Regions from separate parts of the Homo sapiens genome. Here region 2 is linked to region 1. The links are chromatin contacts, found by Hi-C or POLR2A ChIA-PET in ENCODE. All regions are on one chromosome and are shown on one strand. The core of a region is the stretch at or near the end of the contact, and the rest is flanking DNA. Distances in the headings are between cores, read along the strand shown. Region 1 holds the start of KCNC3 (potassium voltage-gated channel subfamily C member 3). Region 2 holds the start of C19orf73 (chromosome 19 open reading frame 73).

Region 1 (7,404 bases), core at 3,525-6,024:
GGTGGTTCCTGCGGCCTGGACACCCAGTTGCCGCCTTGTCGCCTTGCAGTTTGCTCAGGGTGACGTCCGCCTCTGCTTGTCCGGCTTCCGGGCCTTGGACATCGCTTCGCCTCCAGTACCTGTGTGGATCCTCGGCGACGTTTTCTTGGGGGCGTATGTGACCGTCTTCGACCGCGGGGACATGAAGAGCGGCGCACGAGTGGGACTGGCGCGCGCTCGCCCTCGCGGAGCGGACCTGGGAAGGCGCGAGACCGCGCAGGCGCAGTACCGCGGGTGCCGCCCAGGTGATGCGCATGCGCACCGGGTAGCAGAGCTAGCGCTACTCAGTAAAAATCCAATATTTCCATTGAACGAACCTGCCTAGGTTGCTTCTTTTCAGAGCGTACTTTTTGAAGAGAAAGCTTTGTGCATGGACCCACGGAGTTGAGGAAGAGAGGGAGGCGAAGGGTATCACCCCTTTTCTCCACGGCGCACCCTTGTGATGGGCCTTGTACTACGAGTCCCATGAAGGCCCTCGCCTACGCTGCCTTTCGTCAAAGGCTCCTGGCTCCGTGGAGCATCACGGTCGTTGTAGTCCACGCCGTGGTCACGCCCTGACGGGGGCGGGCGCAGCCACAACATGCGTGGGAGGCGACAGGTCGCGACGGCAGCCACAGGTGGCAGTCGGGGGTGGCTGTAATTGGTAAGGGTTTACCAGTTCCTGTTCTAAGGGGCGGGGATACCGTTCCCTCGGACCTCGTCTCCTGTTTCTCCTCTCTGCCTTGGCATTCCAGGACCCCGGGGTCCGCCATAAAGGCGGAGCTTGAAGCCCCTGGGTTGGGGGAGCGGTGCTGCCCCTCCTCCGGCGGTGATGTCACTCCCCCCTCTGCAGCCTCTTGCTGCCCAGAGCTGCCGGGGCTGGGTCACCCCTCCCCCCATCTCGAGCCCCGGATTCCCCCATCCCCACCTCGCCTCGACTTGGGGTGAGTACGGGGGAGGGGGCGAAGGCTCAGGGTCCGGGGGCGGTAAGACAGCCCGAATCCTAGTTTTGGAGACGGGGGACTTGGGATCCAGGGACCCAAAGATTATAGCGGGGAGATTCCCCTCGACTCTGAGCTTTCGGGGCCAAGGTACTTGGAGGGTTTTAGGGGACGAAGGATCGTAGGCAGAGAGTCCTCACATTTTCACCTTTGGTGTCCAGAGACCAAGGCTCCGAATGGAACCGGGTGGGAATGGGGGCAGAGGAACAAGGAAGGGGTCGTAGAAGTCAGGGAGGGAAGACCCTTCCCCAATTCCAGGGCCTGGGGTAATGGGGGAGGGAGGGTTATCAGGGGACGCCGAAGATGACGTAGATGGGAGTTGGAGCTTTCAGGAATTTTGTGTCTTGAGGGCCTGGGAACGGATGGATTGGGAGGAGCAGGGGTGGGGAAAGGAACTGAAAACGAGACAGACGTTGGCCTCTCCCCTCCTGGTGTCCCTAGTCAAGAGTCGAGTCTACTTCCTCCTGGTCTGTGAACATAGCTGAGTGTCCAGTATTTGGAGCCCTCATGAAGCTTCCAGAAGCCCCCTCCTCTCTAATGGGTGGGTGGAGACTCCAGGCTCACAAATCCTCCCATAGACCCTGGTGGGGTCTGTGGAGGGCCATGAGGGAGTGCTGGCATCCAAGTTTCCCAGGGCCTGATGGAATGTGGACGGACCAGCCTGCTACTCCCGGCCCGCTGCCTCTTCCCCTCCCATGGCCTCTAATCCTGAGTCGCATCGCACATTCCTCCTTATTCCAGCCCCTTTTCCCCACAGCCCCCACCTTCTCCCACACTTCTGACCTCTGCAAAAAAACGCTGATTTAGCCACTTGATACCGTGCCTGGCTGCTGTGAAAAGCAGAAGGGAAAAGCAGGGTTGAGGGGGGAGTGTGGAGGAGGATGGCGACCGAGGTCCTTACCTAGCCCATAGTGCCTACCCAGCCCTTGCTCCTGCCTCCACCACCCCACCCCCAATTGCCCAGGAGCCTCATCCAGCCCCAGCCCAGTCCCTCACCTCAGGATTCTCTGCTTCTGCCTGGGGGTGCACCAGAATTCGGGGAAGGGGTAGGAAGTACCTATGTCTTTTCTGTGCCCTCTTGGATTCCATCAGAAGCTGAAGGACATGATGGATTGGGTGCAATGGAGAGCCCTGGGTCTGGGGAGTGAGGGCAACGACCTTCCTGGGCTGCAGGACAGGCCCCACTTCTGCAACTCTCTCTGCAGTGACGCAGTCCCAGCTAGGACGGGGGTTAGAGAGGGTGATGGGGGGTCTGAGAAAAAGGAACGGAGACCCAGAGAGAGGGGGACAGGGTCCCCAGGAAGTGGAGACAGAGACCTAGAAAGAGAGAGACCCAGAAGAAGGTGAAACATAGGAGGAATAGAGACTCAGGGAGGGGACATAGAGAAAGTGAAGAGGCAGAAACTTAGAGGGAGAGAGAGAAGAACAGAGAGCCAGCAAGAGAAAGAGCAGAGACAGAGGAGGGAAAGAGACGGAAGAGGGGGAAATACACCAGAGATGGGGAGAAGGGGAAGAAGGAGGGGGAAATACACCAGAGATGGGGAGAAGGGGAAGAAGGAGGGGGAAATACACCAGAGATGGGGAGAAGGGGAAGAAGGAGGGGGAAATACACCAGAGATGGGGAGAAGGGGAAGAAGAAGGGGGAGGGGAAAGAGGTTGTCAGAGAGCAAGGAGGAGACAGACTCAGATGAAAGGGCAGAGACCCAGAGAGGAGGCAGGACAAAGCGGGTTGCGGGGAGGGAGTAGAGGACAGGGACACAAGACCCAGGGAGTGCGGTACAGAGCCCCAGACAGAGAGGCACACCCCTGATAAAATGGTACAGAAACCAAGAGAAAGAGACTCGGGGGAGCTGGGGTGGGGGGGCGGGGACTGAGACACCAGGGAGGAGAGACTGAGGCCTAGAGAGAAGAGGAGCAAAGACTCAGAAGGAGGGGGACAGAATCAGAGACCCAGGAGGGCAGATTTACAAACGAGGGGTCGGAGACTCAGAGGGGTGGGAACAGAGACGGCGGCACAAATACTCAAGAAGGGAGAAAAAGAGACGCCAAGAAACCCAGAAACGGGAGCGGGGGTGGGATGGGGTTGGGAGGCGATACGAATCAGCCGCCGCACCTGCAGCAGGAAGCGGCGGGCCAGAAACTGTGCTGCCCGAGGGCGCCCGCAGCCCCCTGACCCGCCCCCTTCGCTCCCGCAGGCGCCGCCTCCTCCCTCCGCAGCCCCAGCCGCAGCCGCTGGCCCCGCCCCAGCCCCCTGAGCCTGCGCTCTGCCTCTCGGAGCCTACGACCGCCCAGGGGGCGGGGACGGCCCGCTCCGAGGCGGTCCCCTTTTTCTGGCCCCGCCCCTCACTCCATTCTTCCCCAGAACCCGACCTCTGAGACTCCTAGCCCACCCCATTTTTTATCGGTCCTGCCTATATTGCCTCAGTCTTGACGGTGCTTCCTGGCGCTTTGGCCTCTCCCCTCTCCCGTCCTCTCTGCCTCCTTGCGTGCCCCCTCCTCACCAGTCCTCATCTACCCTCGGTCCTCCAATCTGCAGTCCGCCGCGGTGTAGCGTTCGTTAGAAGTTCTCGCCTCGCCCTTTGAGACCCTGTGACCTTTAGGCAGTGCCCTCTCCCAGGTCTTCTGATCCCGAAGACTCCCCGTTCCAGGTCCCTCCCCTCCATCCAGCCCAGTAGCTTTGTACTCTTTGTAGTCTCATTGTTCCCCTGGGATCCACCTCTCCCGTTCCTCTACCCTCCCTTAGCCCTGCCCTGCCCTCGCCTACCCTGGTTGCTTTCAAGACCCTCAAGCCCCGCTCCTTCCTTAGTCTCTCTTTCCTACCGCCCATTCAAGACGTTTTCTTTTTCTTTTATTTATTTATTTTTTGACACAGAGTCTCGCTCTGTCGCCCAGGCTGGAGTGGAGTGGTGCGATCTCGACTCATTGCAACCTCTACTTCCCAGGTTCAAGCGATTCTCCTGCCTCAACCTCCCGACTAGCTGGGACTACAGGCACCCACAACCACGCCCGACTAATTTTTGTATTTTTAGTAGAGGCGGGGCTTCACCATTTTGGCCGGGCTGGTCTCGAACTCCTGACCTCAAATGATCCACCCACCTCAGCCTCGCAAAGTGCTGGCGTTACAGGCGTGAGCCACTGCGCCCTGCCTCAAGACGTTTTCTATTTGTCGACCCCACTCACCTTCCTCAGTACCACTCATCCATCCGGACACTCATTCTCCGGGCCCAGCCCCGACTAACCAGGCCCGCCTTGGAGCCTCAGCCCCGCTCCCTCCCTTAGGCCTATCCAGACCCTCTCGGGTTTCCAGGACTCTCTCAAGTTTCAACACCTTCTCACCGAGTCTAAGTCTTTGTTCTTCCCGTGTCCTCTTTCAGTCCAGCCTGTCCCCCTTGCGCGGGAAAGTCCTCCATCTCTAGTTCCCGCCCCATGCAGTCTCATCTGGACCGTTTCTACTTTCTGCGGCCCTGTCTCTTCCAAGCAATGCTCCTCCCCACCAGGTCCTGCCTAGCGGTGTTTTAGGTGAGGGCGTGCGATCTGTTTTGTTTCTCTCCGCCCCTTTCTCAGCCCAATCAGGACGGCCTCTCTCATGGTGGCCCCGCCCCTCCAGGCCAGTCGGGCGTCTTTAAATAGCTTGGATGTGTCCCCTCCTCCCTCTACCCCGCCCGCACTTTTTTCAGTTCAGTAAGGTCTCTCTCTATCGTATCTAGCCCCGCCTTCCCCTGGCTACCAGTGCTGCCGAACACAATTAGTAGTAACCGGTCCCGCCTCCCTTGACGCCCCGCCCCGCCCCTCCTCCCTGCTCTCTTAGAAAGAGCCAATCGCTCCGTCTCATTGGCGGCCCCGACTCGTCCAGCTGGGTCGCGTTAGAGTGCCCGCCCCACTCCTCCCAGCCACAGCCCCGCCCCACCTCCCCCAGGCCAATCAGTTTGGTTCCTCTCCCCTAAGCCACGCCCCCGCTACCTCGCTCCTCCTCCCACCCAATCCCGTCGGTCTCTCCCCCCGTGTCCCCGCCCCTGCGTCCCCGCCCCTCCCGCCCCGCCCCCCGTCCAATGCTGAGCTCAGTCTGCGTCTCGTCCTTCCGCGGGCGCCAGGGGGCCAGCAAGCAGCAGCCGGCGCCACCGCCGCAGCCGCCCGAGTCCCCGCCGCCGCCACCGCTGCCGCCGCAGCAGCAGCAGCCTGCGCAGCCCGGCCCCGCCGCGTCCCCGGCGGGCCCCCCGGCACCCCGCGGGCCCGGGGACCGGCGCGCCGAGCCATGCCCCGGGCTGCCGGCGGCGGCCATGGGGCGGCACGGCGGCGGCGGTGGCGACAGCGGCAAGATCGTGATCAACGTGGGCGGCGTGCGCCATGAGACGTACCGCTCGACGCTGCGCACCCTGCCGGGGACGCGGCTGGCCGGCCTGACGGAGCCCGAGGCGGCGGCACGCTTCGACTACGACCCGGGCGCCGACGAGTTCTTCTTTGACCGGCACCCGGGAGTCTTCGCGTACGTGCTCAACTACTACCGCACCGGCAAGCTGCACTGCCCAGCCGACGTGTGCGGGCCCCTGTTTGAGGAGGAGCTCGGCTTCTGGGGCATCGACGAGACCGACGTGGAGGCCTGCTGCTGGATGACCTACCGGCAGCATCGCGACGCTGAGGAGGCGCTCGACTCCTTCGAGGCGCCCGACCCCGCGGGCGCCGCCAACGCCGCCAACGCCGCAGGCGCCCACGACGGAGGCCTGGACGACGAGGCGGGCGCGGGCGGCGGCGGCCTGGACGGAGCGGGCGGCGAGCTCAAGCGCCTCTGCTTCCAGGACGCGGGCGGCGGCGCCGGGGGGCCGCCAGGGGGCGCGGGCGGCGCGGGCGGCACATGGTGGCGCCGCTGGCAGCCCCGCGTGTGGGCGCTCTTCGAGGACCCCTACTCGTCGCGGGCTGCCAGGGTGAGCGCGCTCTCGGGGCCCCCATCCACCCCACCCCCGCCTCTCCAGGCGCCCCCAGTCTCCCAGGAGCGCCCCAGCTCCAACCCTCCGGGTCCCTCTAGGCTTCTCAGTCTCCTAGAAGCCTCTTCCCCAATCCTGAGTCTCCTGGGCTCCTCCGAACACACCCCCCTCTCGCAGCCATCCCCCAGATCCTCCAAAGACGGATCTCCAACCTTCGGGCTCTTCCAGACCCCTCCAAAGTTCCCCCTCCCCCGCCAAGGCCACCCTAGACGCTTAGACACTTCCTCCAGACCGTGAATCTCCCGTGCTTCTCTGAACAACCCGGTCCCCACCTTTCCTGGGCTCCTCTGAGACCCTCCCCAACCCTCATGTCTCCTGGGCCCCATCAAATCTCTTCTCACTACTCTTGGTCACCGTCCAGCCCTTGGTTTCTTGGACCTTCCCCAGCCCCTCAGAAGACATCCCTTCTCAGCCCTCAAATTCTCCTAGGCCCTGTGAGCCCTGACCCCCACTTTCCCTGCCTTCTCCAGACTCTCTGGGGCCCCCTATTCAACTCTCAGTCTCTCCCAGCACCTCCCCGATTCACCCCGTGGCCCGTCTCCCAGAAGACCTCTCTCTCCAAGTTTGAATCTTCTGATTATTTTTTCCACTCCCTTCCTGCAGTATCTTCTGCTCTCAGAGTCTCAGAAAACTCCCCCACCCCAACCTCACAGCCTTCTGGACCCCTCTAAACCTCCACTTGTTCTTGCCTGGACATTTTCACCTCCCCCTCACTGCAATACTGAGTCTTGGGGCATCTTCTCCGTTGGAACCTCCAGGCCCCCTCTGTGTTCACTCTGTGTTTAACACTCTTCAACCTCCACGCCAACTCCCATCTCAAGGACTTTCCCCATAAAGCTCCAGACTTCCCCCAAGCCTTTCACACTCCTCCTCAGTGCCTCCAGAAGCATCCCATGCCCCCATCATATGCCTTTCCTCTCCAGAACCCTCACATGTCCTCCAGAATTGTTCTTCCTCCTCCATAGATCCTCGCAGCTTCTCCTCTCCATCATTTTAACTGCACAGTGCACTCTCTATCCCTGGGACTCCCCCCATCCAAAGCCCCCACAGCCCGTTTCCTAGTCTAAGTGACTTTCCCTCCTGCTCTAGAACTTTTTCTAACCTCAAACCCTGGGAGGCCCCTCAAGTCATCAGCCCTAAAACTTTCATCTCAAAATAACTTACAATTCTTTCTACCTTGCCCTGGGATTCCTTCCACCTGCCCTCTTCCTTTCTCGAACCTCCCCCCCCGCCGTGCAAAACCCAGAACCTAGCCCCTCAGTCTGTCCCCCTCCATCAAAGTGAACCAAAGAGCCTTCTCTCTCTCTCCAAATTCTAGATTTTCCCCAAAGCTCTCTCCATCGCTCCCAGAAAACTTTCCTCAAGCATCCATAACTTCCTAGGCTAAATGACTACCCTCCCCCTGG
Region 2 (7,404 bases), core at 2,173-4,672, 1.2 Mb after region 1:
GTTAGATTGCTCCTGGGAAGAGAATGGAATCTAGAACAACGTGGCTGAAACCTGGAACACACTTGAAATGAACATTTAGCAAAGAAGGAAGGACTTGTTGTTAGAACTTTGGAACATGTCTGAGGATATGGTGGGATCAGAATCTGGCTCAGGGGTCTTATCTAAATATATGAAAAAAACAAAGGCTGTGCACAGTGGCTCACGCCTATAATCCCAGCACTTTGGGAGGCCGAGGCAGGTGATCACCTGAGGTCGGGAACTCGAGACTAGTCTGACCAACATGGAGAAACCCCCATCTCTACTAAAAATACAAAAAATTAGCCGGGCATGGTGGTAGGCGCCTGTAATCCCAGCTACTCAGGAGGCTGAGGCAGGAGAATCGCTTGAACGCGGGAGGCAGAGGTTGTGGTGAGCCAAGATCGCAGCATTGCACTCCAGCCTGAGCAACAAGAGTGAAACTCCGTCTCAAAAAAAAAAAAAAAAAAATTGGCATCTGGCCTAGAACTCAGACCATGCCTGGAATGAAAATGGAACACAGAACAGACATCAGCTGGGAGTGTTCTGGTGTTTAGAAGGAATCTAGAACATGGAGCAATGCAAGAGCACATGTGCGACAAGAAATGTGGCCCGGCCAGGCGCGATGGCCATGCCTGTAATCCCAGCACTTTTGGGAGCCAACAGAGAAGGATCCCTTGAGCCTAGGAGTTTCAGACCAGTCTGGGCAACATGGCGAAACCCCCATCTCTACAAAAAATAAATAAATAAATAAATAAATAAAATTTTTTTTTGAGACAGAGTTTCGCTCTTGTCGTTCAGGCTGGAGTGCAGTGGCACGATCTCAGCTCAATGCAACCTCCGCCTCCGGGGTTCAAACGACTCTCCTGCCTCAGCCTCCTGAGTAGCTGGGATTACAGGCATGTGCCACCACGCCTGGCTAATTTTGTATTTTTAGTAGAGACAGGGTTTCTCCATGTTGGCCAGGCTGGTCTCAAAATCCTGACCTCAGGTGATCCGCCCGCTTCAGCCTCCCAAAGTGCTGGGATTACCGGCATGAGCCACCGCGCCTGGCCAAAAAAATTTTTTTTTAATTAGCCAGGCCTGGTGGTGAGTGCTTGTGGTCCCAGCTACTCAGGCGGCTAAGGTGGGAAGATGACCTGAGCCTAGGAGGTGGAGGCTGCAGTGAGCTGTGATTGTGCCAGTGCACTCCAGCCTGGGCAACAGAGACCTTGTCTCAAAATAAATAAATAAATAAATAGAAAGAAAGAAATTTGTATGGCAGCAGGTAGCTTCTAGATCTCCTTATGAGCCCAGGCCACAGAATACATCTGGAGGAGGTGATGTGTGTTCGGCTCATTGGCCTGGGAGAGTGTACTTGGAGAAGGGGAACTCATCTGAGCCTCAGGGGGCAATGGAGTGCTAGAAACATCTCAACAAGCTGCATCTTAGGGGAAAGAGTAGAGAGTCCTGAAGCCCGCCACCTGGGGTGACATGAGGATGAGACAGGGGTTTGGTAGGGCCACAGGAGATGTGAAGTTGATGGGGCAGAGTGATGAGGCTGTGAAGACCTGGTTCCTAAAAGTGAGACCTGAGAAACTAGATACCTGCTGGGGAGGGCAGTGGACAGAGCTGGGAGCCTGGACTCCTGAATCCTTGTGGAGGTAAATGATGGGGGATTGGAAGGTGAGAGCCTGAGGTCTTGTTTGGAGAGAGGGTTGAGGCAGACAGCCTCAGTAAAAGCTGGTGGGCAGTACGGAAGCTGGGGTCTGAACTCCTGGGTCCCTGAGGGGATAGGAGACTGGGACCAAGACATTTAGGTCCCCAAGTGGGAGTGTGAACAGAAGTCAGAGAACTGCATTGAGAATCACATTCCGGGTCCCCCAAAGGAAAGGAGTCATGGCGCCTGAGTCCCTCGGGGAGCAGATGCTGGGTGCCAGGAGGCTAAGTCTGTGTGTCTGCAGGGCACAGCGGGGTTCTAAGCAGAGCAAACGCTGGGGAACAGGATTCCTAGGTGCTGACGGGGTGAGGGCTACCACCTGGGGCCAGCAGAGGTGTAGACACGGACAGGCTTCCCGAACGGGGTGGGAGCTGCATCCCCGGGTGCCATGGTCCCCACGGCGACCAGAATAGGAAAATTCAGAAGCCCTGGATCCTCAGGGAGCAGCTGGAGTCCCAGGAACCTGGGGTGCCGAGGACGGGGCCACGAGCCTGGCCGGCAGAACCCAGAGGCTGGGGCGCCCTGGTCGGGGAGGGCCCGGGTATTCCCGGGTCAAAGGCGCGGCGGGGGGATCCCCGCGCCGCCTGCGCCCCCTCCCTGGTGGCGGCGGCAGGAGGTGGGGGGAGGCGAGGCTGCCGAGCGCGCTGACCATGGACAGCTCCAGAGCGGGCCTGTGTCCAGGGCGGCCGCCGAGCCTGCCTGGACCGTGGGACGCAGCCGGCTGTGCAAGCCCGAGGCTGGCGACGGGAGACGGAGTGCGCGAAGCGGGGACGATGCGGACGCGTCTGGGGAGTCTGGCACCGCCGCGGCGGGTGTCTGGAGCTCCCAGGACAGGGTCAGGAAGGGGGATCTAGGCTCTAGGAGGGGTCCCGGGGCCGGACCGGGAAATCCAAGCTCCTGGGCCCTGGAGGAGGCGCGAGGCGGCGGTGCGCCCGGGATTCTAGGGTTCGGTCGGGGACTCTGGGCGCCGGGAGGGGCACGCCTGAGTCCCCGGGGTTGGGGTGTGAAATCTGGGCTCGGGGGTCCCCTGGGATGAGGAAGGGAATCCGGGATCTCGGGGAGGCGGGGGAGGCTCGCCAAGGGGTCCCCAGGGTGGGCGCTGCCAGGAGGGCCGGGCCGGGCTCTTACCTGCCTGGTCCGCGGCGGCTGCGGGCGGAGCTGGGCTGCAGGAGGGACGTGGGGTGGAGTGGGGGGGCCGGGCGGGGCCCCTGGCAGCGGCCGGGGCCCGGCTCTGTCGCTTCGGAGCCCTGGAGCCCTGTCTCCGACGCTCGCGCGGGCTCCGCGTCTCTGGCTCCGGCTTGGGCGCTGGGGACCCCCCTCCCCCTCACGCTCTCACTGCCTTCTACCCCCAAAATAGCCCCCTGCCCCTGTCACCGATCAGCCTCCCCCCGCGAGGCCGCAGCCGCCAGATCCAGGGGTGCCCACCAGCGCCCCCCAAATCCCACCTTCCCCCCAAAAAAATTCCTCCTCCCTCCCCCTCCCCCCCCACGGCTCCCGGGCGGTCGTGGCCCCTTTAACAGGAGACTGACAGACGGCGAAGAGCGGCCAATGGGAGAGAGCGTCGGCGCCGGCCGGCGACTAGACCCCGCCTCCACACCGGCCGGGAGGGGTCGCGCGGGCGGAGAGCGAGAGGCGGGGCATAAGGCGCGTCGACCAATAGGCACGCGGCGTGAGGCGGCTGGGGCGGGAGGCGGAGCCCGGCAGGGGGATGATGTCACCTGGAGCGAGTAGCGCGCGGCGTGGAACGCGAGTCGCGACCCCGGCTCCCGGCAGTGGCGCGCACTAGCCCTCGCGCCGCACGGGACACGAGGGCTGGGCGGGCAGCGGGATGAGGCTAAAGGTTGGATTTCAAGGCGGGGGCTGCTTCCGGAAAGACGCGCTGTGTTTGGAAGGTGGAGTGAGCGCCCGGTGGGCGAGGGCACCTCATTCTGCACCCCTGCGCCCGCCTCGGGAACTGCACGCGGCACCCCCACCCGCGACTCCCACGCAGACAGTAGTGCGGCCTGCAGGGTTCCCCCGGCGGACGAGGCTAATGGTTCGCTCCGCCCCGCCCACACAGAGGCCGCCCACTGGCTCCGGCTGCGTTTCAGGACTCTGGAGGAAGGGACTTGGCCTTCGCCCTCAGACGCTCTTAAGGGTAGGCAGCGTTGTCCTCAGTTCTGCCCCAGCACTCAGACCCAGACTGGGTCCCTGCCTCCGCCCTCCGCCCTCGGACTAGTCTCTTGGAAGCCGGCCTGTCTCCGCCTTCAGACCTAGGGAGAGGTCTTAACCTCTGTTCTCAGACTCTGGAAAAGGCTTCTCAACGGCTTGGCCTGACCTCAGCTCCTCGCATTCCCTCCACATCTCAAGACACCAACCCAGGGATGCAGGACAGACACACAGACACTCAGTGAGGGTCAAATATCTTTAAATAAAGTGCCAGGAACAATAAATACTGTACAGGAAGAGAGTGCACGTGAACGTCCAGATCTGTGGTTTCAACCTCGAGACTCCAAGGACCTGCAAGGGGGGTGGACAAGGGACCCGGGATCAGGGAGGCTCCGGGTAGACAAGAGGGGCAGGACTGGGGTTGCAGAGGCAAGGGCCCAGGTAAGTGGGCTGAGGGATCCCAGCCACAGTAGGTTCCGTATCTTGGGATGGAAGGAAGCTAAGGGCTCCCCAGGGGATTTGGCCAAACTAGCCTGGGGTGAGAGCCTGGGCCAAGGGTCAAGGGTCAGGATCCCAGAGGAGGGGCCAGGGCTGGAAGATCCAGGAAGCACTGGCCTGGTTTGGGAGCCTGGGGTTAAAGGGAGCCCGTGGAGGCCCCAGGGGTGTGGTGACCCAGGGGCTCACGAGTAGCTCTGATGCTGTTGGCGCCGGCGGGCAGAGCGCATCTTCTCGAACCGGGCCTCCATCTCCTCCAGCACTCGCGGTGTGTAACGGACAACCAGCTTCACCGAGCCCTGGGCCGCCTTCAGCAGCTCCACCGCCTTCTCATGCTGCTCACCCTCAACGCTCTGCAGGGCCCAACACAGACAGCTGAGCCTGGGGCCCGCTGCCCTCGTCCAGCCCCCACTGGGAGATGGGACCCACTGCTAGTGAGCCTGGTGCCAGCCCTGAGATGTCAATGCCTCATGTCCTCCTCGTGGGAGTCATTAACTCCTGGTTCAGTGTCCTCCTCCAAAACCTCCCAGGATTCCCATGTCAGGGACAGCCCCGTGTTCCCTCAGTCCCTGGCCAAACGTCCAGACCCATCTTTGTGGCCTCCCTGCCCACAGCCCACTAATGTCCGCCCGCCTTGACTCCCTCTTTTTTGTCCCCACAGCCCTGGGCCAGCTCAGGCCTTGTCCTCTTTTCTCTGGACTCTTACCCCAGCCTCCTCCCTGGCCTGGCTTCTAATCTCTCCCCTCAGTTCATCTCCCATAGAGTCCCAGAGTGGTCCTTCTGCACCTGCAAGCTGAGTTTATCCCTGGCTCACCCCTCCCATAGCTCCCCAGCACCCATGGGACAAAGTCCCAGCTTCTCAGGCTGGCACTCAGGTCCTGTATGGCTGACCCCAGCCATCTCTCCAGTTATGCTTCCCTCAACTCTAACCACAGTGAGTTTTGTTTTTTTTTTTTTTTTTTGAGAGGGAGTCTCACTCTGTCACCCACGCTGGAGTGCAGTGGTGCTATCTCAGCTCACTGCAACCTCTGCCTCCCAGGTTCAAGCGATTCTCCTGCCTCACCCTCCCAAGTAGCTGGGATTACAGGTGCCTGCCACCACACCTGGCTAATTTTTGTATTTTTAGTAGAGATGGGATTTCACCATGTTGGCCAGGCTGGTCTTGAACTCCTGACCTCAAGTGATCCACGTGCCTCAGCCTCCCAAAGTGCTGGGATTACAGGTGTGAGCCACCGCACCCAGCCTAACCACAGTGATTTTAATTACCTGCATGCCCCAGACCTCCATCAGAACTAAGCCCTTTCTTTTCAGCTCAGAGGTATGCCAAGTCAGTATCCTTATCTACAGTACCCTCAGCAGGAACACCCTGTACCTTGTTTGCCTGGAGAACTCCTACTCATCCTTTAACACCCAACCCAAATGTTCCTTACTCTGCAAAACCTTCCTGTATCTATGCTGGCCTGGTGCCACATCTGGGCTGTCACAATACTTTGCACTTCCTCATTATTATGTCTCTGGATTAGGACTATTTCAGCCGGGGCCTACTGCCCTCCCCAGAGAGAGAAGGTTGAGTGTAGGGAGCTGAGGCCAACATCTCTCAGAGTCTGTAACATTGCCCAGCACAGGGCTAGCCATACAGACAACACTCAGTGTGTGTTGAGTGAATGTCAAAAGCAGGGGCTATGCTACGTTAGACAGACTGTGTCCCCCAGTCCTGCCTCAGCCCTCCACTCACCACACCGTTCACCGACAACAGTTGATCCCCACGCTTGAGGCCTCCATGGCGGTCAGCCACACCCCCTGGGATGACCCGGGAGATGTAGATGGGCGAGTTTTGCTCTTTGCCACCCATGATGTTGAAGCCTAGGCCCTCATCCGTCTTGGGTAGCTCCACTACCCTGGGATGTGCGTGGCCCTCGCTGGCTGTGAAGGCAGCCACTGTGGCCTGGGAGAGAGAAAGCGACTGAAGATGAGGGCCCCTTCCAGGTAGGCATGAAAGCTGGGGTGGGGGATGTGGACCGAGGACAGCGATTTAGCCTGGGTTACTATCCCCAAGCATGGGACACTTGTCATGGCACAATGCACGATCCCCCTGTAATGACTGTGCGTCTCTTTCTGTTCACTTGCAAGAGAAAGTGTCCATTTGGTGTGTGTCTTGAATACCCCATACTTGCCAATCTTACTTTTTTTTTTTTTTTGAGATGAAGTCTCACTCTGTTGCCCAGGCTGGAGTGCAATGGCATGATCTCGGCTCACTGCAACCTCGGCCTCCTGGGTTCAAGCGATTCTCCTGTCTCAGCCTCCGGAGTTGTAATCCAGCTGGGATTACAGGCACTCGCCACCACGCTCGGCTTTTTCTTTCTTTTTTTTTTTTTTTGTATTTCTGTGGAGACGGGGTTTCACCATGTTGGCCAGGCTGGTCTCGAACTCCTGACCTCAACTGATCCACCTGCCTCGGCCTCCCAAAGTGTTGGGATTACAGGCGTGAGCCACCGTGCCTGGCCTCAATCTTACTTTTAAACAGAGGAAAGCCAGGCCTGGAGGGAGATCTGAGCCTCCGGACAGCAGCAAGAGGTAGCAGCATCTAACTATTGTGCAGTGAGAGGTCAGAGCGCCATGAGTTTCCTGGTTTGCACTGTACAGATGTTGAAGGTTATCTTCTACCAACCATGCCATACTGTTTCCATTTGCAGTTGCTAAAGATGCCTTAGTATGACATTTAAGTTAAAAATGTGCGATTATTTACTAATAGTAAGGTGGCACATAGATTTAGCAAAAATCATGAGGGAGGAAACAGAAATGACTGGCATGAAGGAGATATTGAGTTCGACTAGGCAGTTAAATAGACACCAGGAGCAATGGGGTGCGGGGCCCACCTTGGCTGTGGCATGGGCTCGGATCTCGGCGCTGCCGGTGATGTCCAGCGTGTCATAAAGCTGCTCATACACCTGGGTGAGGAGGCAGCGGCATCAGGGAGTCGCCAGCTCCTCCAGCCCTAGACGCAGGAGTTCAGGCCTCTAGACCCTCTCCCGCTACCACGCAAGGAT

Evidence for each region. A loop is a pair of places that touch in the nucleus more often than their neighbours do. ChIA-PET counts read pairs that join two places held with the same protein, here RNA polymerase II (POLR2A). Pooled maps may share reads with other maps.
Region 2: a map of K562 shows a loop between it and region 1 (5-fold over the local background). The contact joins the promoter of C19orf73 here to the promoter of KCNC3 in region 1. A Hi-C loop is called at or near these places in 1 of 168 maps with a recorded cell type or tissue (K562) and 5 of 50 pooled maps. POLR2A ChIA-PET finds 5 or more read pairs at or near these places in 2 of 52 experiments (activated CD8-positive, alpha-beta memory T cell and activated T-cell).

Annotation. Positions count from the first base shown.
Region 1 is chr19:50,326,747-50,334,150 of GRCh38, reverse strand. It overlaps KCNC3 (potassium voltage-gated channel subfamily C member 3), which reads left to right and starts at 4,774. Exons shown (of 5, transcript NM_004977.3): 1 at 4,774-5,938. The coding sequence starts at 5,069. LOC105372437 (a long non-coding RNA gene) reads right to left here and starts at 4,531. Exons shown (of 4, transcript XR_007067299.1): 1 at 4,356-4,531. It also overlaps the pseudogene NAPSB. RefSeq lists enhancers at 1-533, 2,044-2,143, 2,454-2,503, 4,765-5,059 and silencers at 3,084-3,453, 3,467-3,646, 4,524-4,583, 4,664-5,213, 5,822-5,911.
Region 2 is chr19:49,115,161-49,122,564 of GRCh38, reverse strand. It overlaps C19orf73 (chromosome 19 open reading frame 73), which reads left to right and starts at 3,422. Exons shown (of 1, transcript NM_018111.3): 1 at 3,422-4,163. The coding sequence starts at 3,543. The coding sequence ends at 3,932. It overlaps LIN7B (lin-7 cell polarity scaffold B), which reads right to left. Exons shown (of 6, transcript NM_022165.3): 3 at 7,234-7,305; 4 at 6,093-6,302; 5 at 4,547-4,710; 6 at 4,105-4,213. The coding sequence ends at 4,192. PPFIA3 (PPFI scaffold protein A3) reads right to left here and starts at 3,021. Exons shown (of 30, transcript NM_003660.4): 1 at 2,843-3,021. RefSeq lists enhancers at 1,737-2,237, 3,600-4,111 and a silencer at 3,191-3,410.